Regions from separate parts of the Homo sapiens genome. Here region 2 is linked to region 1. Evidence: read pairs that join two places in POLR2A ChIA-PET (ENCODE). Cell type or tissue: A673. All regions are shown on one strand. Links, peaks and the distances in the headings refer to the core of each region. The heading gives the core; the rest is flanking DNA.

Region 1 (15,292 bases), core at 4,505-12,504:
GGCACACTTAGCATCAGAGGGTGGGTCCGGGCGATGGCCACCTGGACCCACAGGGCACACTTAGCATTACAGGTGCTTCCATGTGGCTCTCACAGCTCTGCCCACGAAGGCTTCTGGCAAAGAAAGATGAGCCTGAATCTAAGGGCGTTTCTGCGGCACAGCTTCCATTTGCAGGAGACACGGGGCGAGGCGACACCACAGAGAGGCAAACAGCAGCGCGATAGGCCACACATTTGCAGGACAGCTGATCTGGTTTCTGCAACAAATCACAAGTGGTGGGAGGAGCAATGGGGGTCGGGGGCGGCGCCTGATCTAGAGTAAGAGAGGTTCAAGAGGCGCCACCACAAAACTTAAACTTTGGGCCTTGTTAGGAACCTGTGTGTTCCATCTGATGGACGTAAGCAAACAATCAGGGGAATGTGATTCTGGATGGGGCCTGAGCGGGTGCCAAGGAATGACTGTTAATTTGAACATTGCCCTAAGGGAACCGCAAGTGTGTTCCAGAGTTTCCCGTACTTGGCGCCTTGCAACCTGAAGTTCATAGGAAGAAAATTTCAGAACGTTTTTGCTACAGGATGGAAAGTGCTTCAGCCACAGGGGAAAAGCAAAGAGAAAGACAACAGCAATGCATGAAACAAGTGTGGCGATTATCGATAAAGTATGTGTGGTGATCACTGATCACGTGTGTGAGTTTATTTGAAAACTTACATTAAAAAATTTTGAGGCCAGACACGGTGGCTCACGCCTGTAATCCCAGCACTTTGGGAGGCCGAGGTGAGCAGATCACCTGAGATCAGGAGTTCAAGATCAGCCTGGCCAACATGGTAAAACCACATCTCTACTAAAAATAAAAATAAATGCAAAATAAGCCGGATGTGGTGGCAGGTGCCTATAATCCCGGCTACTCAGGAGGCTGAAGCAGGAGAATTGCTTGAACCCGGAAGGCGGAGGTTGCAGTGAATCAAGACCGTGCCATTGCACTCCAGCCTGGGCAACAAGAGTGAAACTGTGACTCAAAAAAAAAAAAAATTTTTTTTTTGAAAAGAGACTAGGCATGGTGGCTCATGCCTGTAATCCCAGCACTTTGGGATATCAAGGCAGGAGGATTGCTTGAGGCCAGGAGATCGAGACCAGCCTGGGCAACATGGTGAGACCCTCGTCTCTTAAAAAAAAAAAAAAAATTTGCCTCCCAAGACACATGCCTGTAGTCCCAGCTACTTGGGAGACCTAGGAGAGAGGATTGCCTGAGGCTGGGAAGTTGAGGCTGCAGTGAGCTATGATCAAGCCACTGCACTCCAGCCTGGGTGACAGAGCAAGACTCTGTCTCAAAAAATAAACAAAAATGAAGAAAGACATAACCTTTCTCTTACAGACATGATCAGGCATCATGGAAATCTTATTGCAGAAGTTGCTTGCCCTTCACCCCTGAGCCTCACCTCTCTGTTTCAGGGGATCCGAGTTTAGGGAAGGAAAGTCGAGGGGGCCATTGCTTCTCCCTTGTGGCTGCTGCGCCCACAGCCATGGGCCCCTCACGCTGGGGCTGGGTGCCTGAGCAGAGTCCCTGTGCAGCCCCCACCAAGCTCCAGCATCCTGGACACCTCACGCCAGCCCTCCTGGACTTTGTGCTGGGGATGAGGTCAATATGACAGCCCCCCTGAGGTCTGGTCGCTCCCACACACCCTCCACAGTGGGCAGAATGGTGCCCCCCAAAAGGCCCACATCCTAATCCCGGGACTGTGAATGGGTGACTTTTCATGGCAAAAGGGACATTGCCAGTGTGACCGAGGGTCCTGCGATGGGAGACTCCCCAGGATCATGCAGGTGAACCCAATGGCATTACAAGGGCCCCTGTGAGAGAGAGGCGGGGGTCAGAGCAGACGTGGCTCGAAAGCAGAGGGTGTGGTGACGCCCCAGCCTGGGACTGAGGCCCAGAACGCGGTGGCCTTCAGAAGCCGGGAAAGGCCAGGAGACGGATCTGCCCCCAGCCTCCAGAAGAAGCCAGCCCTGCTGACACCCTGGCTTTAGCCCAGCGCGGCCCCATGGGACTTCTGACCCCCAGAACTCTAAAATAATAAATTGGCATTGTTTTGATCCTTCTGTGGCTGATATGTGTGATGAGGGGGTTTTCACACTCTTGCGTGGGACGTGAAACGTCTTTAGAACAGTGGCACGTTACCTGTCTTACATGGGGAAAAAAGAGGAAAAATAAATACATTTGCATTGTTTTAAACCGCTAAGTTTGTGGTCACGTGTAACAGCAGAAACAGCAAACGGATGTGCCCTCCGAGGCTCCCCTACATGCCTGCGAAGCTCGGGGACGCTGGGGAGGGTCACCTTGGCCATCTGGGAGCAGGTGGTACATCAGGACCCTCCCTCCCTCATCACCACCCTTCCTCCCCCTTCGCCATCCTCAATGGCACGGGAGCCAACCCACAGTGAAGCGGCCGGACAGGCAGGCTGTGCTAATTCTCTGCAAGGCAGAGCTGTTCCTCCAGCCTCAGAATGCAGCCAGCCCCTGCACGGCAGCCTCAAGGGGACAGGACCCCCGTGCTCTCTCCTCTCCTCTTTCCCCTGGCCCCGGCCCTGCCTCTCTGCTCCCTGCCCCCCAGCCCCACTGCCTTGGGCCTCCCTTGAGCTCCCAGGACAGGTCAGCAAATTGCTATGTGTGCATATTTTCTAGGGAGAGTCCACAACCATGGTCAGAGTCCCCGAGTCCAAAAAGAGACAGAGACATGGCCTCAAGTGGCTCCTTGGGCCCCAGGTTCTGAGCTGGAATTGGATTCCCTGAGCCAGCTCTTAGTCCACGGTGACAGGCATCTGCTGATGTAGCCTCCTCTTATCTTCCCCAGAAACCAGATTAGACGCGGCCAGCAAAAAGAATATTCTCAGCTGGCAAAACGCTTTCACCGGCCACCAAAGGCCCCCCGTCCCTCCAGCCCATGGAGGGCACGGTGCTCTCTCATCCAGATGGGCTCCGGGCCCTGTGCCCCACATCCCGGGAGTGAGCCTAGGCCCTGCGCTGCGTTCATCGTTTGGGAGCGTTGTGGGGTGTAGGTTTCCACCCACATCCAGACCCTTGAGTCCTCAGGAGCAAGGACTGGCCTCTCTGGTTTCCCTTCAGCAGGTGCTGAATCAATGCCCGGGAACCGAGGCGACCCATGAGGTGACAGAGGCTGAGCTGGAGAAGGCTCACCTGAGACCTGCACAGATTCAGGCGTTATCGCCGCCAAGGCCCAGCAAAGGAAGCGAGGCTGCCGTGGACACAACTCATGGCTCAAACTGGGGCGGCCCGAATGTTCCTTCGTGGGGCTCCGGGGCTGGTAGAGGGGGGTCTATGCTCTTCCCCCTGATCTTTTGGCAGGTCCTGGCTCACCGGGGCTCAGCCCCACCCTCCAACGCACCAGGTGTCACAGGGCACCTGCTCAGTGGAGCCTGTTGCTGTCCAGAGACTGAAGGTGGTGATGATGAGGCCAACACCGATGGCCTTGGGACCAACATCAAGGTGTTTTCCTACCCAAGGACTGCACCAGAGGGACACCCCTCCCCGCCACACACACACACACACACACACACACACACATGAGATCCTGTCCCCTGATGGGGGAGGTAAGGGGGAGCAGGCCCTGCAGTGACCTGTTGGCCATCTCTTATCCACCTGACGTGGCCAAAGGTAGCCACGTTATCTCCCATAGCATGTCCTCTCCTCCGTATCAGGACACAGTAGACATCCAGGTGCCTATAAAATAGACGTTTCTGGAGATAGCAGACCCTTGCAGGCTCTCCGGAAAGACTCTGTGATAACAGCCCTGGTGAACAGAGAAGCCCTTAGCCACACGGTGTCCAGGGGCCCCACCACACCTCTGGCCTTTGGACAAAGTCAGCACAAGCCACTCCCACCCCACCCACCTCCTTCGTGCATTCTGCAGCTGCCACTCCCTGCCCACCAGGGCGACCAGACGCTGGCTGGAGCCAGGGCAGGGGCGGGCACTCTTCACCGTTTCCACAGGAAATCCCAGACCCTGTCCCCGCAGCCTGGCACTCAGACAGCTGCTCCCACTCTCCCCCTGCCCATGGGAGCTCAGCCTCTGGGGCAAGAGGGGACCCTGTTTACACCAACACACCTAGGAAAAACCTTGGGGAAAATTCCAGGCCTGAGTCCCCAGTGTCCCCAGAGTCCATGGCTGGTGGCAGAGGGCCAAGAAGATAGTGACAACGAGGATTTATACCCCAGCAATGAGGGGACAGCAACAAGGCAGCTTCTCTGCAGGTCCACACAGGAAAGGAAACCCACAGTGCGGCTCCGTGCAGCAGGGGCTCTGAGTGACACTCGCAAGGCCATGGCACCAGGCAGGGGACCCCCCCACCGGAGGGCATGGCTCAGCAGAAGCCGGGAGAGGGTGGGTCCTGGGATCCCAGCCCAAAGCAGGCAGTCAGGAACTGAGTGACCGCGGGTACCCTGGGGGTACAGGGCAGAGGGAGGAGAGTGTCTCCGAGGCCCCCTTGCCATCCCTCAATGCCAAGTCCAGCAAAGGTGGTTTTCTGGCGCCAACTAGCAGGCACTGACCCCCCTCGTATCCCCAACTCGTGACCCAGCCACCTTTCCCGGGGGCTGAGTGGCTCTGAACAGGGGTAGAGCCGTGGGGCAGTGTGGGGCTGACACCCAGGAGGCGGTGGGGGAGGCGCCCACTCAGGCCCTCGCTGCCCGGGGAAAAGGCTGCTGCATGCAAAGCACGCTGACGCCAGAGCCTTCGGCAGAGGAGGGGGAAATTGTTTATATCTCACCCTCCTTCTTACCATGGGCCTCCTGGGGGCTGCTGGCCCTGGGTGAGCAGGACGGACCAGGACCCGAGATGCCTCAGAGGGACACTTCTTGGGCAGGAGGACAGCACAGGCCATGGAGTCCCAAGGGGAGGGGGAGGGCTGTCACACTGGGCCCCGGTGGGTCCTCTGCAGCATGACAGTCTAGCCTGCCCCTGGCCATGCTGAGCCATGTGGCTCTCCTCTCCCAGACCCTGTGGTGACAGGCAAGGGCACAGGGGTGGCGGGGCAGAGGCACTGTTGAAAAACCTGCCCAAGGGCCTGCCCTTGGCATCTCCTGGACCCACCCTCATCTTCCCCGAGGCTGTCCGAGTGCTTTCCCGGGTGGTCTGTCCTCAGTGGGAATGCGGCAAGCCTCCCCCTTGTGCCTGGTATAGCCCTACCTGCTGGGGGAGGGGACACTAATGATCACCCCCAGCTCATAGGCACAGAAGGGAGGCCTGGGGCAGGGGTAGCCCAGGGTCGTGGCTGAGCCACTGAGAAAAGCTCAGACCCCCAACCCCCTCAGCTCTTCCTCCCCCAGGTTCCTAACCACGGCCCGACCTCCCTGGTCCAGTGAACGTCCCACTCCGCATTGCATGCTCCCCTCTGGGTTCCTCCAAGGTTCTCAGAGTCCAAGCCTGGTGATCACCAACAAAAATCTCTGCAAACAGCAGATTCCTACACAGATGGCCCTGCCTTAGGATGGCTCCACCGACGGCCTCTGACTCCACGATGGTAAGAATGCGGCCAGAACTCAGCAGCAACGGCACTTGAGTCCCACACCACCATGTTCACTTTCAGTACAGTGTTCGACAAATTGCACAAGAAAATCAACACTTGATTAGAAAAATAGCTCGTGAGCCGGGGACAATGGTTCACGCCTGTAATCCCAGAACTTTAGGAGGCCAAAGCAGGAGGATGGCTTGAGCCCAGGAGTTCAAGACCAGCCTTGGCAACATGGCGAGACCCCATTTCTACAAAACAAAACGAAACTTTTTTAAAATTAGCCAGGCGTGGTGGCACATACCTGTAGCCCCAGCTTCTTGGGATGCTGAGGCAGGAGGATCATTTAAGCCCAGGAGTTTGAAGCTGCAGTGAGCTCTAATCACACCACTGCACTCCAGCCTGGGTGGCAGAGTGAGAGTCCGTCTCAAAAAAAAAAGCAGACCTCATGTGAGCTGATTTTGTCCACCTAGAGGCTAATGGGAGTGTCCTGAGCACACATCTGAGGTCGGCTGGGCTGAGCTGGCCGGGCGGTTAGGCACACTAAATGCACTTTTTTTTTTTTTTTTTTTGTGATACAGTCTCACTGTGTCGCCCAGGCTGGAGTGCAATGGCACCATCTCGGCTCACTGCAACCTCCGCTTCCTGGGTTCAAGCGATTCTCATGCCTCAGCCTCACGAGTAGCTGGGATTACAGGCACGCACCACCCCGCCCAGCTAATTTTTGTATTTTTAGTAGAGACGGGGTTTCACCATGTTGGCCAGGCTGGTCTCAAACTCCTGAGCTCAAGCTATCTGCCTGCCTCGGCCTCCCAAGGTGCTGGGATCCCAGGCGTGAGCCGCAGTGCCCGGCCGGTAAATGCATTTTTGACAGGATATGTTCCACTTGCGACAGGTTTACAGGGACCCCAGCATGAATGGAGGAGCCTCTGTGTGCCATCCGGAGCCCAGCAGAGCACAGGGCTTGTTAAACTCCTGCTGCTCACAGAGGGCATCACCCAAAATCACAAAGAGGACCGGACAGAGCCACAGAACCCCCCACTACTGCCCAGTGGCCCCCAAGCTGCACCAGGGCCTGAGCCCCCAGAGACTACAACTCAGGCCTTGCTGTGTGGAGACCCCAGAGGCAGGGGCTGCACTGAGCCTGCACCTCTCTGTCCGGCCCTGCCTGTGCCCCGCTCTCCAGGGGTGAAGGCGCCTCCCCATTCTGGTGCTCCTCAAAATCAGCCTCAGGACCTTGGAGTTCATTGTCATGTCATAGGCAGCTGGGGCCATTGAACACTTGAGTTGTTTCCACTTTTTTTTTTTTAAGTCGGATTCTCCCTCTTGTCGCCCAGACTGGAATGCAGTGACGTGATCTTGGCTCACTGCAACCTCCGCCTCCCGGGTTCAAGCGATTCTCCCGCCTCAGCCTCCCAAGTAGCTGGGACTACATGTGCCTGCCATCATGCCTGGCTAATTTTTGTATTTTTAGTAGAGACAGGGTTTCACCATATTGGTCAGGCTGGTCTCGAACTCCTGGCCTCAGGTGGTCCACCCGCCTCAGCCTCCCAAAATGCTGGGATTACAGGCGTGAGCCACCACGCCCAGCCTGTTGCCACATTTTTGCTTTTGTGAATAAGCTGCTATGAACACCTGTGTGCAAGTATCTCTTTGAGACCCTGCTTCCGATTCTCTTGGGCGTATACCCAGGAGTGGTACGCATGAACAAATAAACAAGGGACACGCCAGGCAAGCCTGTAATCCCAACATTTTGAGAGGCTGAGGCAGGAGGATCCCTCGAACCTAGGAGTACAAGACCAGCCTGAGCAACACAGGGAGACCTTGTCTCTACAAATACATTTTAAAAATTAGCTGGGCGTGGTGGTGCACACCTGTGGTCTCAGCTACTCAGGAGGCTGAGATGGGAGGATGGCTTGAGCCCAGGAGGTCGAGGCTACACAGTGAGCCGTGATCTCACCACTGTACTCCAGCCTGGGTGACAGAGCGAGATCCTGTCTCAAAAAATAAATGTAAAAAAAACACAGGACAGGCCGGGCGTGGTGGCTCACGCCTGTAATCCCAGCGCTTTGGGAGGCTGAGACAGTGGATCACGAGGTCAGGAGATCGAGACCATCCTGGCTAACACGGTGAAGCCCCATCTCTACTAAAAATATAAAACATTAGCCAGGCATGGTGGCAGGCATCCGTAGTGCCAGCTACTCAGGAGGCTGAGGCAGGAGAATGGCATGAACCCAGGAGGTGGAGCTGGCAGTGAGCCGAGATCACGCCACTGCACTCCAGCCTGGGCAAGACTCCATCTCAAAAAAAAAAAAAAAAACAGGACACAGGACGGTCACAGATGGGCATAGACTCACACCTGGAAATTCTAGGTGTGAGCACACAGGCTTCCAGAGAGGAGGAAGGTGGGTCGTCAAGCATATGGGTATTTTATAGGTTGAAGCGTGGTCCCCCAAAATGATATGACCCTGTCCTAATTCCCAGAATGTGTGAATATGGCCTTTTTTGGATGGAGGGCCTTTGCAGATGGAATTAAGTGAAGGATGAGGAGATGAGGTCATCCTGGATTATTCAGGCAGGCCCAACATCCAAGGGCTGGTGTCCTTATAGGAGTCATACAGACAGACACAGAGAAGGCCTCGTGAGGATGGTGGCTAAGCAGGAGGGATGCAGCCACAAGCCAAGGACGCCCAGGACACCAGAATGCATGACTGCTGCTTGAAGCCACTCAGCATGTGGTCATTCATTACATCAGCTAAGCCAGGTCTGCACACACCTGCAAAGCAGGAACTCCGGAGCAGAAGCCAGACCCAAAGAGGGACAGTTTCCCCTCTGGCCAGGACCTCACCCCATCAACCCAGCTGCCCACGAGGCTGCTGCTCAAACATCCCAGGCCTACAGCTGCCAGCCTGTCCTGGGCTCAGCCGAGGGAAGAGGGAGCTGTGAACAACTCAGCCCTGGGCCCCTGCAGGGAGCCAATGACCCCCTCCCTTTCTCCCTCATGCATTCATCCCTTCATTCATTCATTCATTCATTCATTCATCCATCCATTCATCACTCCTTCAGTAAACAGGCCTGGCACCTCCCACGCGCCTAGATATGAATGCAGTATCAATGTGTCCCTTTCAGGGGCCCACAGTGGGTGGGTAAGCACACCCACAAATTCATAACTCCAGAGGGGACAGGAGGCCCAACAGAAGAATCACAAGGGAAAGCCACAAGGGCCTCAGCTCTGCCTGGGGCAACAGGGAGAAGCCCCCTAGACTGGTGTCTGGAGGCCCATCCTGGACTGACGCAGAGGCTTTCCTGATGGGCAAAGAAGGAGGCCTCCCTCTGGTTTGTGAAGGAGATGGTGGCACAGAGAGCTGGAGGTGGGATCCTGGGTTTTGTCCTCCAGGCGATAGACACAGGAGGGGTGAGAACAGGCTCACCTTTATCAAACTTTGGTGGAAAATTGAAATTGTGTTCCAGGACAAGGACCAAGAAAGTCTGATGCTGGCCATGTTCAGGCTGTGCTGCTCTGAGATACTGGGGCAGGCGGGCTTGGCAAGGTGGCCCCCATCCTTCTCTCCCCATGTCCCCCTGCTCCTGCTCCTGCTCCATGTCTCCCCACTCCCAGCTCCTCAGTGGCCAAGTTTGGCGTCCTTCAAGAAGTGGCCGAAACCTCTAAAGGAACTTCACCCCGCAGGGCAGGCCCTGCCCAAGGATGTCTCCACCACCCAGAGTCCAGTTCCGGCCCTCGACACCCCACCCCCATCCCAGAGTCTGGAATGATGCAGCCCCCAGCTCCTGGGGTCCCCACGTGGAGCCCCTGCTCCCAGCAAACCAGCGAGGGAGGCCTGGGGGGAGGGAGGGGCTAAGAGGGAGGGGAGCGCCTGGCCGTCCCCAGAGAGTACAGCTAACCCACAGCACATAATCCTGTTAAAAAATTAATCCTCATTTAGCCGGGAGGCAAGGCAGCCGCTGAGATAAAGCCCCTGAGAAGTAATAAAAGGCAACAGCAATTGATAAAGTGGTGAGGCCGCTCATAAAACCCTGCTGCAGTGAAGGTCGGGCAGGCCCCAGGAATCGGAGAGTAACCACTGCCAGGTGGGGGCGGGGGGCATTGCTTACAAGCCCCAGCCCCTGCAGAGGACGACCCCCTTGGGCAACAGAGCTGATGCTGATGGTGGACAGAGGGAGAAAGGAGGGAGGCTGCCTTTCTCAGCTCCTCCCTGCTCGGCCTCACTGGACGACCGTGGCCCTTTGGGAAGGAATCACCATCCTTGGTCCTTGTCTCTCTCCTAACATCATAGCCATGAAAGATCACAGCCCTCCTGGGGCCCAGCCGGTCCCAGAGTAGAGCTGGTGAGCCTGGGCCTGTCTCCTGTGGCTCCTGGTGGCCCCCGCTGTCCCCCACACACTTGTCCCAGGGATAGGAGGATGGAGAGCCCACCCCAGCCCCCACACCAGGGACTCACCTGGAATCCTCCCAGACGGCAAGTGTGGTCACCACTGCAATTGGCATCTGCCTGCTGGGGAGGACTCATTGTCATGTCCTCACGGGGACGTTCCACTCCAGCCAAATTGCATAACCAGGCCATTCCTCCTTCAGGGTCCCCAAAAGCCAGTAATGGTCCCCACAAAAGGGCACTGGACTGGAGGCAGGAGAGACCCATTGAGACCCAATATTGTACCATTAGACATGGTGGAAAATTAGGGGAGGGGACTCGATGCCTCCGCTACTCCAACACTGGCGACGACCCACAGGTGTAAGTGCCCAGCTTCCAAGCCCACCCCCCTCACCAGGGCATCGAGGGCTCCCTGGAAGCACCAGTCTGGGGCTGCACCCTGGCCAGAGACGGAAGAGAGTGATTCCCATTACTGTATCACTCCAACTGCTGCCTGGAGACTAAGGAGAAGCAAGGAGACCGGTCAGAAGGCAGTTGCAATGGTCCTGACCATGCTAACTTCACCCACGTTCTCTTTCATTTATGCACTGAAGAATCATTTATTAAACACCTACTGTGTGCCAGGCATCAGACCAGGAGCTCGGGATACAGTGCTGCTCACAGCCTTGTAGGAGAGACACATAAACAATTGCAATAGAATTCCTTGTATCAGGTTATTAATGAGAACAGGAAGTTAGCGGCAAAGCTGACCTTGTGGAGGACAATGCCTGCCTTATGGCCCTCGGCCACCAGCTGAGACACCAGCAGGCCTGGGCAGGCCAGCCCCTGGCCCAGAGGCTGGGTCCCTAGGGCCCGAGCCCCCTACATGGCTCATCTGCATGGGGCAATCTCTACCCGTGCAAGCGTCAAATCCACCCGGTCCCAAGGACAAGGAGGCCTCTGGGATCAAGTCCTGCTGGGCACCCAGAGCCCCCTAAGCAAGAAAAGCAGTGAATAAACACTTTCCTATGTGTCCATAAGGAGGAGCCCTCTCCCCTACAGACACTGGTTTGCCCATAACCACTGCACCCACAGTGGCCATCAGCCCTACCTCTCTAAGCTCACATCCATCTGCCTTAGGTGAGGAGTCCTCAGCTTCAAGGACACTGGAATGACGACTTTACGAATGCTTTGCCCCCCACCCAGGTAACAAGGAGCCCACACACCTCCCAGATCTTGATCTCTAATAACATCTCCAATAAAACAAGCCAGGGCTCCTTGAGAAATGCTGGATTCTAGGGCAGAGGAAATATATAAGATAAGCCTGGAGCATCTTATAGTGCTCAAAACACATACATCCACACATGCACACATGTACACACACTTGCACACATGCACACACGTGCACACACCCACTTGCACACAGAAACATACACACGCGCATTCACACACATATATGCATACGCGCATGCATGCATGCACGCACATGCACAAACATACATGCATACACACACACACTTGCACACAGACACGCGCACTCGTACACACACACATTTGCACACACTGCAGGGAAACGTGAAACAGATTAGGAGCCATCTGAAAGACTGCCCAGCAGCCAAAAGTGGAACAATTGGAGCTGCAAAATAGAGAAATACAGGATTACCACTCAAAGTATAAAATAGTTATCAGTCCATACTGACATAAACGAGTCACTGAATGAATAAATAAATGGGATGGGGGGCAAACCCCCACACAGAATTCCAAGTAGTCTATGCAGCCACTCCATTGTCCAGAAGCGTGACCCCTCACCCCGTGAGCGTGAGTGGCATGCATGGCCTTCCTTCCAAAGAACAGGGTATGAAGGGGGTGGAGGGCAGGAAAGACAGCAACCTCCAGGGAGACACCCGTGACTTTCCTCGGCTGCGTGACCCAGGCCACGTCACCAGTGATAAGCCCTGTTGATAGCGTGTGCCTTGATGTGACCTGGTGGGAACGCCTCCTGTTTGGTTGCTTTTTGTTTTTTGTTTTTTGTTTTTTTTGAGATGGAATTTCACTCGCTGCCCAGGCTGGAGTGCAATGGCGTGATCTCGGGTCACTGCAATCTCCACCTCCTGGGTTCAAGCGATTCTCCTGCCTCAGACTCCCAAATAGCTGCATGCCACCATGCCCGGCTAATTTTTGTATTTTTAGTAGAGACGGGGTTTCACCATGTTGGCCAGGCTGTTCTCGAACTCCTGACCTCAGGTGATCCACCCTCCACAGCCTCCCAAAGTGCTGGAATTACAGGCGCGAGTCACTGCGCCCGGCCAGGCAGGAACAGCTCTTTATCTCTGCAAACCTCCTCCCCAAAAACCATAACCCCAGCCTGGCGATAAGGAAAACATCAGATAAATCCTAATTGAGGGACATTCTACAAAACACCTGACCAGCCCTCCTCAAAACTGTCAATGTCATCAAAAACAAGGAACAGCTGAGAAATTGTCACAGCCAAGAGGAGTCTGAGGAGACCCAAGGACCGAATACCATGCATTCGTTGTCCAAGAGGTTGAGGCTGCAGCGAGCAGAGATTGTGCCACCGCACTCCAGGCTGGACAACAGAGCAAGACCCTGTTTCAAATAATAATAACTTATCAGTTGGGCATGGTGGCTCATGCCTGTAATCCCAGCACTTTAGGAGGCTGAGACGGGTGGATCACCTGAGGTCAGGAATTCAAGACCACCCTGGGCAACATGGCGAAACCCCATCTCTACTAAAAATAAAAACAAATTAGCCGGGCGTGGTGGCGCACACCTGTAATCCCAGCTACTTGGGAGGCTGAGGCAGGAGAATCACTTGAACCCTGGAGGCAGACGTTGCAGTGAGTGGATATTGCACCATTGCACTCAAGCCTGGGCAACGAGTGAAATTCTGTCTCGAAAATATAAATAATAATAATAATAACTTATCAATGCTGGCTCCTTAATTGTGTAAAGTACCACCCTAATAGTCAACATTAATAACAGGGGAAACTGGGTGCAAGGAACGTGGGAACTCTATATTGTCTTCGCAATTTTTCTGCAAACCTAAAACTGTCGTAAAATAAAAAGTTCTGTCAAAACAGAAAGTATGTTAGATATTTGCATGCATTTGTCCTCTTAATTTATTTACTCATGCAACAAAGATGCATTAAGCACCTATGCTGTGCTGGACACTCTCCCAGGCTCTGGTGATACCATGATGAGCTAATATGGCAGGCCCCTGCTTCAGAGAGCCTGACCTCACCGTCTACCTGAAGGCTTGCATGAAGAGTATGGGGAAATTTCAGGTGACAGATATAAAGGACAAATGTTTACCCAAAAAATATAATCTAGGCCTGGCACAGTGGCTCACGCCTAGAATCCCAGCACTTTGGAAGACGGAGGAGGGTGGATCATCTGAGGTCAGGAGTTAGAGACCAGCCTAGCCAACATGGTGAAACCCCGCCTCTACTAAAAATCCAAAAATTAGCCGGGCGTGGCGGCACAAGCCTACAGTCCCAGCTACTTGGGAGGCTGAGGCAGGAGAATCGCTTGAAACTGGGAGGCGGAGGTTACAGTGAACTGCGATCCAGCCTGGGGCCTGGGCAACAAGAGGGAAACTCTGTCTAAAAAAAAAATATATATATATATATTCCAAAAGTATAAATTCAGAAGAATGTGCATTGTGGCCAGACTCCACATGCTCAGCATGAAGTGGATGGGGGAAATTTCAGCTGACAGATATAAAGGACAAATGTTTATCAAAAAAAATATATTCCAAAAGTATAGATTCAAAAGAATATGCATTGTAGCCAGGCTCACACCTGTATTCCCAGCACTTTGGGAGGCCAAGGTGGGAGGATCACTTGAGCCCAGGAGTTCAAGACCAGCCTGGACAATATAGAGAGACCCCGTCTCTGTTTTTCAATAAATAAATAAGAAAGAAAAAAAAGGAAAAAATATGCATTGCAACATACATAAGGAACCAATTAAACCATAAGAGTTAACGCTGGGCTGCACACAGTGGCTCATGTTTGTAATCCCAGCACTTTGGGAGGCCGAGGTGGGAGGATCACTTGAGCCCAGGAGTTCAAGACCGGCCTGGGCAACATAAGGAGACCCTGTCTCTACTGAAAATTTAAAAATTGGCCGGGTGCGGTGGCTCACACCTGCAATCCCAGCACTTTGCAAGGCCAAAACGGGAGGATCAAGAGGTCAGGAGATCGAGACCATCCTGGCTAACACGGTGAAACCCCGTCTCTACTGAAAACACACACAAAAAAATTAGCTGGGCATGGTGGCAGGCGCCTGTAGTCCCAGCTACTCTGGAGGCTGAGGCAGGAGAATGGTGTGAACCCGGGAGGCTGAGCTTGCAGTGAGCCGAGATCGCACCACTGCACTCCAGCCTGAGCGACAGAGCAAGACTCCGTCTCAAAAAAAAAAAAAAGAAAAAAAGAAATTAACCAGGTGTGGTGGTGTGCGCCTGTAGTCCCAGCTATGCGGGAGGCTGAAGTAGGAGAATCACTTCAGCCCGGGAGATAGAGGCTACAGCAAGCCGTGATCATGCCACTCCACTCCAGCCTAGGCGACAGAGCGAGACCCTGTCTCACACACACACACACACACAAAATTCAGTGCTGAAGAACCCACTTAATCAGTGGTCGAGGATAATAAAAGTCCTCACATGGGGAGTTAGAGACAAGAAATCATGACATGGAAAATCTCCCAGTTTCTCTGGCTTGATACTTTAAGATATCTTTACACGCCTATGACACTATCGAAAAGGAATAAAAAGATAAAACCCAATAAAGGTAGCACGGGGTGGGGCAGAGGGGATATTTACATTAACTCGTGGCTGCTGGTGCTATCAACTGCTTCAACCTTTCCTGTGTTAAAGAAAAAACATTTGGCCGGGAGTCATGGCTCGCACCTGTAATCCCAACACTGTGGGAGGCTGAAGTGGGAGGATCGCTTGAGTCCAGGAGTTCAAGACCAGCCTGAGCAACATAGCAAGACCCCATCTCTATTAAAAATAATAATCATATGGCCGGGTGCGGTGGCTCATGCCTGTAATCCTAGCACTTTGGAAGGCCGAGGTGGGTGGATCATGAGGTCAGGAGTTCAAGACCAGCCTGGTCAAGATGGTGAAACCCTGTCTCTACTAAAAATACAAGAGTTAGCCAGGCGTGGTGTCAGTGAGCTGAGATCATGCCACTGCACTCCAGCCTGGGCAAAAGAGTGAGACTCCGTCTCAAAAAATAATAACAATAATAATTTTTAAAATAAAGAAAAAAAGTATTCATGACTCTTGTTAAAGACAGGTAGGAAGACCTTATTCCAGGGGGGCTACCACAATGGGGTTTAGCTGTAGGAGAGCCAGATTGGGCTCAGTCTCACTCTAC
Region 2 (15,292 bases), core at 4,018-12,017, 68 kb before region 1:
TAAATGGAAAACAGACAAAAAGAAAATTAACAGAGCTAAAAGATGGTTCTTTGAAAAGATCAATAAAAAAAGAGAAAACACAAGAGAGATCTCTAGAAATCCTACATATATTAAAAGGTTAATAATGGAATATTAAGAACAACTTTATGCCAATACATTCAACTATTTAAATGAGATGGACATATTTCTGAAAACACAACTTACCAAAATTGACACAAGATGAAATAGAACATTTGAGTAGAGATTGAATACATCATCAAAAACTTTCCCATGAAAAAATTTCAGGTCCAGGTGGTTTTACTGGTGAATTCTATCAAAACATTCAAAGAAGAAATAATTCTACTGGAACTTTTGCAGAAAATAAAGTAAAATCTTCCCAGTATGCTTTATGAGGCCAACATAACTATGATATCAAAAACTGATAAAGACATTACAAAGAAAAGCACAGACTGACATAACTCATGAATATAGAAACAAAAATTCTCTACAAAATACTAGCAAAATAAAATTAGCAGTAACATTGTTGAATTTTATCTCAGCAATGCAAGGTCTTTTATATTAAGAAATCCTAAAGAATCTATAACATAACTAGAACTAAGCAGTGTATTTATCAAGATCATAATATACGTAATCAATACTTAAAGATCAATTGTATTTTTATGTTTAGAGATAAAAATAATAAATAACATTTTTTAAATCCACTTGCAATGATGCCACAAATAATAAATTTTAAAATAGGTTTAATAACATGTGAACGAAGTGTACGTTGGAAATTAAATATCTCAGGAAGAAATTAAAAGCATCTCTGGGCGAAAGTAAAGAAGACCTAAACAAATGAAGACATATATCATGATTATGTAAGCAGAGAATTCCATATTGCTATGACGTCATTTTCTTCCACTCAATATAGAAATTCAATGCAACTGTAATCAGAATCCCAACAGGCTTCTTTGTAGAAATTGACAAGCTGGTTCTAAAATTTTTATGGAAATGTGGAAGGCTCAGAAAATGGCAACTTTATTCTTCCAATTGTTCAGAAAAACAAAACACCTGTAGTTATCCTCACCTCCTCTCTTCCTTTCAGGCTTCGTGTGTAATCTAGCAGTAAACTTGTGCTGACTCTGCCTTCACAATATACTCAGAGTCTAATCACTTCTCACCAATTCTGCCACCACTGCTCAGACTCAAGCTGCCCTTACCGCTCACCTGGGCCATCGTGAAGCCCCCGAACGGTCTCCCCACATCCACACCCCGCCTTTCGCTTATTCTTCTTTCGCTCATTCTTAGGTCAGTTCATGTCCCTCCTCTGCTCAGAACCCCAAAACCTTGCGTGCAATGTCCAGCAAGTGCACCTGTGTGGTGTGCCCCACCCCTCAGTCCCACCCTCCTCCTCCTGACTAGCCACCCGCCAGAAACACCGCCTCTTTATGCGCCACCAAATGCCAAGCACACTTTGGCCACGGAGACCTTGCAGTTCTGGTGGCCCCTACCTGGAATAATCCTCCTCAGATATCCTCATGCCTCTTCCCCACCCTTCAAGATGATGCTGAATGTCACCTTCTAAGCGAGGCTTGCCTGAGGACCCTCTTAAGACCTCATACCTTCCAGCTGCCCCTTCTCTCCATCCCCTGCTTCCAGCCCTACACTTGCCACTGGGTCTGCCAACTTCCCAGTCCAGCCCAGGGAGCCCAGGCCTGGCATCACCCAACTGCCCAGCCCATCCCTGGCATCATCCAGTTCACCGTCTTTCCCTTAAACACTTGCTGCCTGGACCGCAGCGGCCTCCTTCACTTAAGGCACAGGGCTGCCTGGCCAGGGCAGAAGGAGTGAAGCGGGGTTAGCCTGCAATGAGCCCTCACCTGACAGAAGAGGAGCCCTCACCTGGCAGGCAGATGGGGTAAAGTAGAGGGAACCTTGAGACACCCCCATGGAGGGGCCCAGAACCAACCTGTGAAGTTTGTCAGGACTCAAAAGGAATCTGCAATAATTCGACATCCTTGATTTAGATGGATGCTCCTGCACCTCCCGCAAAAACTGTTTCCTCTCTTTACATCCACCTCTCTCCCCACTCTCTCCCTTGCACTAAGATCCACATCTTCTCTTGGTCTCCTGGCCTCTCCCCCTCCACCCTTTCACAGTTAGTGGGCTTCGGGATCTTGTATCTCACCCCCAACCCCCAGCCACTCCCTTCCCCAGAAAGACACCGTGATCTGTCATGCATGTGCCCAAAATGTACAATTGATTTTTTTCTTAGGAAACTCACCTTCCATCCCTTGTCACACACACTGAGACCCAGGGTATTCTTGCAGAACAAGTTTGCAATGTCCCAGGTATTGTTCAGAAACAGATGGTACAATGGAAGGTGTTGTCAGAAAACGTGACATGAGAAGTTTAACCAAAAACTGAAAAAGAAAAATGAGTCCCATTGTATTAGTCTGTTCTCACACTGCTAATACAGACTGGGTAATTGATAAAGAAAAGAGGTTTAATGAACTTACAGTTCCACATAACTGGGGAGGCCTCACAGTCATGGCAGAAGGCAAAGGAGAAGCAAACGCATGTCTTATGTGGTAGCAGGCAAGAGAGTGTGTGCAGGGGAACTCACACTTATAAAACCATCAGCTGTTGTGAGACTTATTCACTACCATGAGAACAATATGGGGGAAACTGCCCCCATGATTTGATTATCTCCACCTGGCCCTGCCCTTGACATGTGGGGATTATTATAATTCAAGGTGAGATTTGGGTGGGGGCACAGCCAAACCATATCACCCATATCACAAAGACCAAACCTGACCTGCCCATTTGCTACCCCCAACCCCAATATCTCTCCTGTCTGGCTCTGCTCTGCCGCCAGCACCCTGACTGTCCCTCTGTCCTGCCAGCCACCCTCTGCCCCATGACCTTTGCAAGTGCTGATCCATCTGCCTGACCTGCTTTTCCCCAGATACCCACACAGTTCACTTGCTGGCCTCACTCAGGCCTTTGCACTGCCTGGCCTTAGCAGAGAGGATGGCCCAGTGTACAACTACAGCATCCCCAGCCCAGCAGTGGAGCCAGGGGACAGGGGACAGGCCAACCCCACCTCTCCTCCTTGATTTTATTTCCTCTGTGACATTTTCACTGCCGTGTGTGTGTGTGTGTGTGTGTGTGATCTCCTTGCACTAGAATGAGTGAGAGGACTTCATCTGCTCATGGCTGAGCTGTAGCCCTGATGCCTAGAGCCGTGCCCAGCCATGCCCAGCAACAGGGCACCTTTCATAAACAACCATGAACTGAGCAGCCGCTGTCAGCATCACTCCACCGGTGTCGCCTGCAGAAAGCCTGACACATCCATGGGAATGGCTCCCAGGAACAACACATTCCCCTGAAAATGGGTGAGTTCCTCTCTCCCATAGCCTCCAGTTGCCCCTTTGACCCTCCTCTGCCTCAACGCAGTGCGAGGTCTCTGCACAGGAAAGCAGCAATGAGACCCACAGCACAGCAGCTGCCACTCATGTCAGCAATGCCTCCAGCTAATTCATGCAACTGCCGGGGAGGATGCCTTAATACCTCTGCACAAGACAGAGTAATTACGTCTAAACATAGCTGCTTCCACACTGTCTCCATTTCCCGGCACTGGGAAATCTCTGGCCCAGAGTCAGCTCTCTGCCATCTCCCCCAGCCCCGGGAGCCTGGGGCCATCCCACATCTGTGGGAGCACCAGAGAAGCACATGCCACACAGAGCACCCCAGCCCACAGGCCCTGCTGCCCCTAACTGCACAAGGTCATGGCACAGCGCATGACCAGGGCCTTGTGGCTCAGGGCTTCGATCCACCTGACCCCTGCCTCCTCCCCAACCTTCCACCCCACTCTCCAATGGCCCGGGTCACCCTGCCCCACCCCCAACTCACACCTGTCTCCCACCTCCAGGGCCAGTGCTGTGGTGGACACAGAGCCCACCTGGGGGTGGAGTGGTAGAGACAGAGCCCACCTGGGGGTGCAGTGGTGGACACAGAGCCCACCTGGGGGTGCAGTGGTGGACACAGAGCCCACCTGGGGGTGCAGTGGTGGACACAGAGCCCACCTGGGGGTGCAGTAGGAGACACAGAGCCTCCTGGGGGTCCAGCAGGGGACACGGAGCCCATCTCAGGGTGCAGTGGTGGATGCAGAGCTGGTCTGGGGGTGCAGTAGTGGGCACTGCTAGTCCCTCCGAAGCAACAGTTCTCAGAGTTGGGAGCATCAGGCATGGTCAGACAGTGTGAGACGAACTGGATGGGCCTATGAATGTGGTCAGGGACACTCAAGATGAGCTCTGCTCATGGCCAGCATGGGACTGGCAAGAGTACCTGCAGGACAGGGAGCGGTGCAGATGACGTGGGTAATGGAGACCTAGAGCTTAGCTTAGGCTGCACAGTCAGGACCTAACTCACGGGCACGTCCTCCCCAGAGGCAGGTCACCCAAGAACTGGGCCGCTGAGGTATGAAACAGATGCCTGGGTTTGCATCCTGCTCTCCAGTTACCAAGCTCTCCAGACCCCTGCAATAGCATTGTGGGGACAGGCGTGGCCCCATTGCAGAGGCTGGTAAGGAGGCTGTGCCTGAAGCATGTCCAGCAAGCCCTGCAAACAGCAAGTACTCCACGATGTTAGCTGTGGCTGTGACTCTGTCATCCCTCCACAGGACCTGGCCACCTCTGCCTCGTTGGGGCCGATGGGGGCATGGCAGTACTTCCTGGTATTAGGGTCCAAGGACACCCCTCAGAGCCATGGCCAGGTATGGAAGCGGTTACATAACTCCGGCAGGGGCTGGGGCTGCTCTCCAAATGTCCCCACGCCATCAAGGTTTCCCAGCCTCCCTTGCAGGATGCTGGATCCCTGTGGCCAGTGGGTTGCGGGCAGAAATGATACAAGCCGTTTCACACCTGGCCCTTAAAACCCTCTTGCTCCAGCCTCTCCCACCCACACCTATGCCCCACCACAGCCACCTGTGGTGTTACATTCCAGATGCCATGGCCACAGGATAAGGAAGACAGCTCAATCAGCTTAGCATGAGTGAAAAATGTCTTTTTTTTTTTTTTTTTTGAAACATAGTCTCACTCTGTAACCCAGGCTGGAGTGCAGAGCTACAATTGCAGCTCACTGCAGCCTCCACTTTATGGGTTCAAGTGATCCTCCTGCCTCAGCCTCCCAAGTAGCTGGGACTACAGGCACACACCACCATGCCTGGCTAATTATTTTTATTTTTTGGTGGAGATGGGGTCTTGATGATTGCCCAGGCTGGTCTCAAACTCTTAGCCTCAAGTGATCCTCCCACCTTGGCTTCCCAAAGTGCTGGGATTACAGGTGTGAGCCACCATGACCAGCTGAGAAATAAACATCTACTGGGACAAGCCAGTGAGATGCCTGGGCTTGTTTGTTAGCACAGAAGAACCTGGTTTATCCTGACTCACCCAACAACTTTGAATGCACCTACATTAGTCTGTTCTTGCACTGCTATAAAGAAATACTTGGCCAGGTGTAGTGGTTCACACCCATAATTCCAGAACTTTGGGAGGCCGAGGCGAGTGGATCACCTGAGGTCAGGAGTTCAAGACCAGCCTGGCCAATGTGGTGAAACCCCGTCTCTACGAAAAATACAAAAACTAGCCAGGCATGATGGCGGAGGCCTGTAATCCCAGCTACTGGGGAGGCTGACGCAGGAGAATCACTTGAACCTGGGAGGCGGAGGTTGCAGTGGGCGGAGATAGCGCCATTGCACTTCAGCCGACAGAGCAACACTCCACCTCAAAAAAGAAAAAAAGAAATACTTGAAACTGGGTAATTTTTTAAGAGGTTTAATTGGCTCAAGGTTCTGCAGGCTGTACAGGAAGCATGATGCTGGCATCTGCTTGGCTTCTGGGGAGGCCTCAGGAAACTTACAGTCATGGAGGCAGGCGAAGGGGAAGCAAGGTATCTTCCATGGTGGAGCAGGAACAAGCAGGGAGGGAGGCGCTACCCACTTTAAACAATCAGATCTCACAGTAACTCACTCACTATCAGGAAGACAGTACCAAAGGGTGGGTGCTAACCCATTCATGAGAAACCGGCCCCCTGATCCAATCACGTCCCACCAGGCCCCACCTCCAACATTGGGGATTACATTTCAACATGAGATTTGAGCAGAGACACAGATCCAAACCATATCAGTGCCTGTGCAAGGACCTCTCATCATAAAAACAATGTTTCTAGGGAAAGCTTTGCTGGAAGTTCCCAACAACTGATGGTGAATTATCCCCAACTAAACTGGGGGGATTCGATTTTTCCACTCCTTTCTCTCTCTAATCACCCAAAACAGATAAGAAGCAGAAACAGAATGAATTAGAGAGTAATGCTGGATGCCCGGGCCGAGGGAGAAGGGCAGAGCTAGGGACCTGTGGGGTGGGCCAGGGACGGGGCTGCTGATGGCAAGCAAGTTGATTTGCCCTAAGGAACCTCCAAAACTCAGGGAAAGCAGAGGCCCTGGGTACTTTAAAGGCCCAGGGGAGGCCAAGGCACTGGGGGTTCTCATAAGGATTCTGCACCCTGCCAGCCTCATTGCAGCCACGCCGCTCTCCCACCCACTGAGGCGCATTTCCACTAGGACGTGAACCAGAGAGACCTGGGGCTCAGGGATGCCAGGCTCACAGAGCAGGGGACAAGCACAGTACTGAAGGACTATTAAACAGAAGTCTCCGGCCCCTCCACTGCCCACCCCAGAACCCAGGACCCACCCCAGGCAGATCAGAGGATGCACTTCTGGAGAGACTAAAGCTCCCCAGAGAACAGACCTATAAATACACCGACACTTAGGAGTCACAGTAGAAAGGCAGCTGTCCACCCATGGCCCCCGAGGGAAGACTGCCATCGACGTCAGCGCCCACCAGTCCCCGGCATCTCCAAGCGCCCTGCAGGCTCCAGGGTGGCACCAGCATCTCCATGCCTGAAGCTTCTCCTAAAACCTCAGAAGATGGCTCTGCCTCTCGTGGGGGTGACAGGGTCCTGGCCTTTACCCTCGGCCTCTCCAAGAGCCCTGCACCCGGGACTCGCCTGAGGTGGGGCATAAACACCCCAGCTCCGCCAGCGCCATCCAGGCAGGGGATTCCAGGTGTGTGTTCTGCACTGTTCCTCAGAGGTCCCTGCAGGGTTGAGTTCCAAACACACGCACTGCAGGATTGAGTCACCAAGTCGCCGGTTTGGTGATGCACCCCTTCTTGGCGGCCTTCCCTTCCAGGGTCCACGTGCCCACTTCCCCTACCAGGGCTTCCTCCACCTCCCCAGTAAACTGCTTTCCCCCAAGCCTTGGCTCAGGGTTGGCTTCTGGAGGAACCTAGATAGAGAGGGTCTGTGAGCTCCTGGCCATCAGCTCGATGCTGCAGGTCTTAAACATAAGGGGAAAGACAGACAGCGCCAGAGAGTTGAGAAAAGTCTCCAGTGGACAACAGCAACCAAAACAACAGACAGGGGAAGATGCGGATCATGTTCTGTGGTGCCAGACTCCAAAATGGCTGCCTTCTGGTGGTGACACCCCCGGGCCGTCCCCTCCCACTGTTCCAGGTTGGTCTCTGTGACTGATGGAGTGTGGCATGCAATGTGACTGGTGATATGGCACTTCCGAGATTAAGCTACAGAAGATGCTGCAGCTTCCATCTTGGTTTGTCCTCTCCCTTTCTCCTTTTCTCTCTTGCCCCCTTTCCTCTCTCTCTCTCTCTCTCTCTGTCTCTCTCTCTCCTCCCCCGCCTCTCTCCCTCCCTCCTTCCCTCCCCCTCCCCCCTCCCTCCCTGTCTCTCTTTCCCTCCCTCTCTCCTTCTCTCTCTGCCTTTCTCTCTGTCTCCCCCTCCCTCTCCCTGTCCATCCTTCTCCCTCTCCTTCTCTGTCTTTCTCTCTGTCTTCTTCCTCTCTCTCTCTCTTCTCTCTCTTTCCCCCCCTCCACCACCCCCCATCACTGGCTTTGAGGGAAGCCACCTGCCATGTCAAGCAGCCATATGGAGAGGCTCACGTGCCGAGGAACTGCAGCTCCTGCCAGCAACCAAGTGGCTGAGCTTGGGAGCAGATCCTTCATCCCCAGTCATGCCCTAGATGCCCCCAGCCCTGGCAAACATATTGACTGCAAATTCACGACACACCCCAAGCCAGAACCACCCAGCTAAGCCCAACCAGATCCCCCGCCCATGGAAACTGTGAGATAAAAGCCATTTGCTGTTTTAAACCATTGTGTTTGGGGGTAATTTGTGACATAGTAATAGATAACTAGTACAAGTGTATGCTTTACAAAGAGAAGAAAACTTCAAAGAATCCATTAATATTGTCACAGAGATGAGAAAAGATACTACATCCATGAAACAAGAAGAAATAGAGAACAAGAATGTTTGCAAGTTAAATATAATAACATAAGCTGGGGTCAATAGAAGTGTTAGAAAATAAAATTGATGCTTGAGCCCAGGAGGTCAAGGCTGCAGTGAGTTATGATTGTACCAGTGCACTCCAGCTGGGGTGACAAAGCAAGATCCTGTCTGGAAAGAAAGAGAGAGAGAGAGAGAGAAAGAGAGTGTGGGATAGGTGCAGAAGAAAGGAAAGGAAAAGGAAAGGAGAGGGGAGGGGAGGGGGAAAAGAACGAGAGAAAGAGAGGAAGGAAAGGAAAGGAAAGGAGAGGAGAGGAGAGGAGAGGAGAGGAAAGGAAAGGAAAGGAAAGGGAAAAGGGAAAAAGAAAGATTGAGAACATTTCCCAGGAAGCAGGACAAAAAGGCAAAGAAATGTACAGTCGGTTTTTGTTTGTTTTAACTGAAGAGTTAGGTAATGAAGCCAGGAGTTCCAGCATTTGATAAACAGAAGTTCCAGAGAGAACAGAGAAAATTAAGGGAATAAAATTATCAAAGAAATAATACCATAAATGTCCCCAGAACTGAAAGGCATTAAGTCTTCAGGTTTAAGACCATTCCAAGTGTCCAAACAATGAAAACTATAGGCACACCTTTATGACATTTCAGAACACCAAGGATAAAAGCTTCCAGAGAGAAGAAAATGGGGCCATATAATAGGATCAAAAGCTGAATGTCATCACCATTTTCTACAGCAGCATGGAAATCAGAATTTAGTGGGAAAAAAAATGCCTTCGAAATTCTAGGTAAAAATAATTTCAAACCCAGGATTCTGTACTCAACCAGACTCGTTAACTGAACATGAGAACAGAATAAAGAGGCTTAGGATATTATAAGAGAATGTGCTCCACTAAGGCCAAGCAGTAAACAAAAAGATAAAGCTGCTAGATCCAGGAACATGCACGTCGGCACAGGGTTGAGCAAAGAAAAGTCCTGGATGAGAGCCCTGCAGCTGCCTTAACAGTAACCTGTGAGTGCCAGGGCACAGGTCTGAGGGCCCCAGGACAACTTCCCCAGGCAGAAAAGAGGGCTAAGATGTGTTGACTACGTGGAAGGTTGTATGAAAAGGCATGTTGGAAGGTGTACAAAACCCTAAGCCATTATTAACTCCAGGATAAACAGAAAGTTGTACAACAAAAAAGAAAAATGTTACAGTTATCATTGTTATAGTAAGAAAAACCTTAATGTAGATTTAACGAAGATTGAGGTTTCATTGTTTAGGTGTAAGTGAGATAAAAACCCGATCTACCATAAAAGAAAGCTTAAAGATGAAGTGTAAAAATAATGAATCGATAGCTTCGAGTGTATAAGCAATGTTCAGAAATGCAGAGGTTAATTCCGGAAGAAACAGCTAGCAGTAGAAGAATAGGCAGAAGTAGGAAGGGGGAAAGAGAATGCTGGTGTTTATTATAAATTTGGAGCATAATTTCAATTTTAAAACTATTTGCATGTCGTGGTTTTTTTTTTAAAGTTAGCTGGATTTCCAGCACTTTGGGAGGCTGAGGTGGAAGTCTTGCTTGAGACCAGGAGTTTGAGGCCAGCCTAGGCAACATAGCAGGACCCTGTCTCTACCACCAAAAAAAAAAAAAAAAAAAGTTAATTCAGCTTTTTAAAAACTCATAAAAATAAAATGTTAGGGCACCTGTACTGGAAAGTCTCACCAATTCATACAAGTTGTTTGGTTTGTCACCTGAACAGTATGATTTTGAAAGAAATACTGCTCTTTTTTTTTTCATCTCCACAAAGTAGGTTATCTAAAGCAAGCAGTTTTGCTAAAAGGATAAACAAGGGCATGAAAGAAAGAGGGAATTGTGGACGTATACAGCTTGCAAAGGCCTTCCAGTTTTCTGGTCCAAGCCACTCATTCATTGCACAGACTGGTAAATCGAGCACCGGAGAGGCTGTGTTTACCCCAAGATGGGTGGGTAACAACCAGCACAGCCAGTCTCTGACCAGCTTTCGGACTCTCCAGCCCCTGAGCCCCTCTAGACTACCCTCCAAAGAATTTTTTCACAGTGGGAAGACTCTTCTAGGGCAGGTGGCCTGGCACTGAGGTCAGGGAGCAGGGAAAGGGAAGACACTGGAAAATGAGTTCCAGACACACCTAAGCAAATGAAAGAAGCATTAGAAAAGGTTACCTTGGCTGGGGCATGTCTAAAAGACTCAGCCCATGTTCCTGATCCTTTTCTGAAGACATTGAAAACTCTACAGATCAAAAAGTCTACGGCCCAGCTGGAGAATTCAAATAGACATGGGCACCAACCGCCCCCAGGTACAAGCCCCTCGGTGTAAGGGAAGGAGTCCCTATTAAGGAGCTCTAACTTTAACAAAATGACCTGATTTCCAAACAAAAAGAACTGGACTTACCCAGGTAGCAGAATTTTGTCCTTCAGAATCGTTTTAGCACCTTGCAGGGGAGGGCCCCTTTTTTAAAATGCTATCTCATTTGGAACATCTGGGAATTCCACTTTGAGAGGTGGCCTTCAGAGCCAACGTAAAATCCACAAGGAGAAAATGGGTCTCATCGCTTTATGGGCCTCTCCCTCTCTCTGAAGCAACATTATGCAAATGCCTCCTGGCTGCTTCCACAAAGCGAGCCTACCGTCTAAGGACTAAGATCTGACTCCGCGGAAGGACAGGAAAAACAGAATAAACTGTACAGTCTGAATGGGATTCTAGAGGAGAGTTCCAAAGCGACTGGACCATGCCATTAGCACGAGTCTGAGGCTTAGCTTCCCGACGAGGCTGTTGGAAGGGAAAGCACCCAAGTAGATGAACACACCGGGCCGTGAGTTAAATGTCGGGTGGAAGCTCAGGTCAGTCCACTCTGCTGAGTGCTATTCTGTGTCCTGCACTGGTCCCTGGGGCCACAGGAAAAGCCCTGCACCCGGACCAGCACGAAGAGGGCACAGGTCTGACCTAAGTCCGCAGGGGGAAAAAGCGGGAGACAGGGAAGTCACTGACGGTGGCCAGGCCCTAGGTTCATGTCTCAGTTCCTGGACTCCCTGACCAGGTGACCTTGAGGCTGTGTGCCCAGGGAAATAACCACGTTCCCACCCCCCAGAGCCATCTATAGGACTCAATGAAGTAATGCATAAAAATTGCAGTAACTGTCAAATAGAAAGTCCTCAACCAATGTAAGCTGTGACTATGTGTCCAAACCCTTTATCCTAAATTCAAAAATTCCAAAAGCTCTGAAAGCCTAAAGTTTTACCTTCTAATTTTGGCAGTAAAACTCATTTGGCAGCAAAACTTGACCTGAGCCGGCAGGAGGCCATTGGTGGCCTTTACTGACCCTGACAGGGACTGGCTGTGCCTTTTGCTTCCAAAACACCCATGTGTGAGAATGAAGTACAGCTCCAGACTCACTGAGACTCTTATGAGGTAGAAAGCAGGTATGGCCCATGATCTCTCTATAAGAAGGTTCTGGAACAGTCAGTGTGGTCAAGGGATGTCCAAATCTGACCTCAAAATCATCCCTCAGTATGGGGTGTCCACCAATACTCCTGACTTAGCCAATGCCTCCTCACCCCAGCCCCACACCAGTCACACTCATGGGAGACATTCTCGACCTTCCCACTGCCCGACCCGCCTGACCCATCCAGCCCCTAGTCCTGCTTACCTCAGCCCCTAAACCTCTGGATGCCATTCTCTACCTTCTTGCAGGCCTTCCAGAATGGCCCCAGAGCCTTCTGCAGGGACCCCGAGGGAAGCTTTAGGCTGGGCTCCCCGTCCCTGCCTCACTGCCTCCCCCGCACTCTTGCTTCTGAGATCACTCTCAAGCAAACCACCAGAACCCACGTCCTTGTCACAGCTCTGCTCTGTGAACAGCCCAAAGGAAGGCAGCTTTTCAACCCAGGGGCCGGCCAACTTGCTGTCAAGGGTCAGGAGGTGAATCTGTTCTGCATTTCTGGTCACATTGTCTCTCCTGCAACTCCTCCACTCTACCCTTGTCTCCAAAGCAGCCATTGACAATGCACACATTAATGGGCGAGGCTGTGTGCCAATGAAACTTTATGGACAAGGCCGGGCACGGTGGCTCACACCTGTAATCCCAGCACTTTGGGAGGCAGAAGTGGGCGCATAACTTGAGGTCAGGCATTCAAGACTAGCCTGGCCAACATGGTGAAACCCCATCTCTACTAAAAATACAAAAATTAGCCGGACATGGTGGCGTGTGCCTGTAATCGCAGCTATTCGGGAGGCTGAGACAGGAGAATCGGTTGAACGTGGGAGGCGGAGGTTGCAGTGAGCCAAGATCACACCACTGCACTTCAGCCTGGGTGACAGAGTGAGCCAAGAAAGGAAAGAAAGGAAGAGAAGAAAGAAAGGAAGAGAAGAAAGAAAGGAAGAGAAGAAAGGAAAGAAGGAAGGAGGGAAGGAAGGAAGGAAGGAAGGAAGGAGAGAGAGAGAGACAGAAAGAAAGAAAAGAAAGAAAGAAAGAAGGAAGGAAGGAAGGAAGGAAGGAAGGAAAGAAAGAAAGAAAGAAAGAAAGAAAGAAAAGAAAGAGAAAGAAAGAAAGAAAAGAAAGAAAGAAAAGAAAAGAAGGGAAGGAGGGAGGGAGGGAAGGAAGGAAGGAAGGAAGGAGGGAAGGAAGGAAGGAAGGAAGGAAAAGAAAAGAGAAATTTATAGACAAAAACAGGCAGTAGGCCGGATTTTGCTGTGGGTGGTAGTTTGCTGACCTCTGTTCCTGTTGCATCCACTCCCTCTGCCCTGTTCCAACAGGGTCTCCACACAGCAGGTAGGAGGGCCTTTTCAGAAGGCAGATCTGACCATGTCACCTTCCACCCTAAGCCCTTCAATGGCTCCCCCACTGCACCCTGGAAGAGGAGAAGAATGAGGAGGAAGGGGAGGAAGGAGAGAAGGGAGAGGATGGGGAGGAAGCAGCCACACGGCAAATGGAAGCCTTCTCCTCTGAGCTGATCCTCAGTGGCCTGTCCTACCAGCTAAGGGGGAGATTGCAGCAGGTCTTTAAGCATCCAAGTCCCCCACCCCACCCCCACACACTCCCAGCATGTTATCAACATCCCAGCCACACACATCAACTCTGAGGCTGGATTCTAGAAGTGAGCATAAAGAACAGAGCTGGAGCTGTGCACAGTGGCTCACGCCTGTAATCCTAGCACTTTGGGAGGCCAAGGCAGGTGGATCACCTGAGGTCGGGAGTTCAAGGCCAGCCTGGCCAACATGGTGAAACCCTGTCTCTACTAAAAATACAACAATTAGCCAAGCATGGTGGCAGGCAACTGTAGTCCCAGCTACTCAGGAGGCTGAGGCAGGAGAATCGCTTGAATCTGGGAGGCAGAGGTTGCAGTGAGCCAAGATCGTGCCGTTGCTCTCCAGCCTGGGTAACAGAGCAAGACTCTGTCTCAAAAATGAAGAACAGAGCTGGACACCTGGAGCACCCAACAGGCTTCTGCTGTGAAATGCAGTGGGTCACCACAAAAAATCAGCCTTAAACTACAGGAAAGAATGCAGAGGTTACAATGCAGGTCCCAGGCATCTGCCAAGCAATGAACACGGATGTTTCCCTCCGTTTTTAAAGAAGGCTTAAGCTCTCTCAGGCAAATGCATCAGAGTAACACCAAGGAGAAGGCCCAGTATGGCCCTGGGCCCTCCTGGAGACACAGAGGGCATCTTCAGGACAGAGTCCCTCAAGACGAAACGACCCCAGGCTCACTTTAGTGGAGAGAGAGACACTGGCTGAGAACAGTCTGTTCTTCTGTAAGAATGACAAATGAGGCCCTTGAGTTTCAGTGGCCCCAACACAAGCAGCACAGGACTTACTTTACTCGTGGTTTTTTTAAGTCCAGGAGAATTTGCTACTATAAAAGGGAAGGACTTGCAGTGCCCATAAAAGAAAGAAAACAGAGGATGACTTAGAAGGAAGCATGGAGTCACTCTGTTCCCCATTTCCTAATTTAACCAAGTGAAATGGTCCCCTCCTCCATTTCTCCCTCCCTCCCTGTCTCCTCCTCCTCCACCCTTCCCTCTCTCCCTCTCTCCCCCATCTCTCTCTCCCTCCCTGTCTCCTCCCCCTCCACCCCTCCCTCTCTCCCTCCCTGTCTCTTCCTCCTCCACCCCTCCCTCTCTCCCTCTCTCCCGCCATCTCTCTCCCTCTCTCCCTCCCTGTCTCCTCCTCCTCCACCCCTCCCTCTCTCCCTCTCTCTTTCTCTCTCTTCCTGCATGTGCACTCCATCACACCTGCACCCATGGATAATTCTACCCATCACCGTGGCCAGTATCCTGCCTGCCTGGAATAGGCACTGATTACTAATGGAGAAACTGCAGCTCAGAACAGTGAAGCTGTCGCTTGTGCAGAGCTAAGATGCAAATGGTCCCTCTCCATTCCACTGCCTCCTCCCCTGAGGCCAGTATCTCTGCCTCCATCATCCCTTTGGCACAGCACCGAGTGCTGCACTGTCATCGCCTCAGGAGAATTTTGCTGAGCCCCTACTGTGTGCCAGGCACGTGCTCATTCATCGGCCCTGAAAACACAGAAACAAGAGCTTATATTCTAGACAAAGACACAGACAGGAAGCCTACAGGCAAGTCACTTACTCAACAAGATAACCTCCATTTGCAATGAGCGCTTCCTGCACTGGGATAGTGTAGGTTCTGCTGCAGTAGAAAACACACTCACATCTCATAGGTTTGCGGAAAGGTTTGTTTCTTGTTTATATCACAGTCGAGTGTGGTCCGGGCAGCTCTTCTTGGCAATGCTCCTCCTAGTGGTCACACCAAGACCCAGGCTCCTCACATCCCTGAGCCCTTCCTACTGACGTGAGTGGCCGCCTTGGTCACCGCACAGGAACAGGGAGTGTGGACCACGCGGGGGCCCGTGACAACATCTGGAAGTGGAAGGCATTGCTTCCGTCTACAACCCCCTAACCCTGACCTCACTGCAAGGGAGACTG

What was found. ChIA-PET counts read pairs that join two places held together with the same protein. Peaks named below come from ENCODE experiments on the same cell type or tissue, not always from the same donor. Only the 100,000 strongest peaks of a DNase experiment are listed, where the experiment ranks them.
Region 2: POLR2A ChIA-PET joins it to region 1 with 15 read pairs; 2 of 35 experiments call an interaction of 5 or more read pairs at or near these places.

What each region holds. Positions count from the first base shown.
Region 1 is chr17:79,711,641-79,726,932 of GRCh38, forward strand. It overlaps LINC02078 (long intergenic non-protein coding RNA 2078), which reads left to right. Exons shown (of 2, transcript NR_109783.1): 2 at 1-677. It also overlaps the pseudogene LOC124904133. Among named protein-coding and RNA genes, the nearest start is that of ENPP7, 12 kb to the right of the region's middle. RefSeq lists enhancers at 1-48, 5,238-5,737. In A673, for the core only: a CTCF peak has its summit at 10,921; a DNase peak (open chromatin) is centred at 9,481.
Region 2 is chr17:79,643,933-79,659,224 of GRCh38, forward strand. It overlaps a transcript of RBFOX3 not described here. Among named protein-coding and RNA genes, the nearest start is that of RBFOX3, 41 kb to the left of the region's middle. In A673, for the core only: no CTCF peak of the experiment used is centred there; no DNase peak of the experiment used is centred there; H3K27me3 peaks cover 4,946 bases.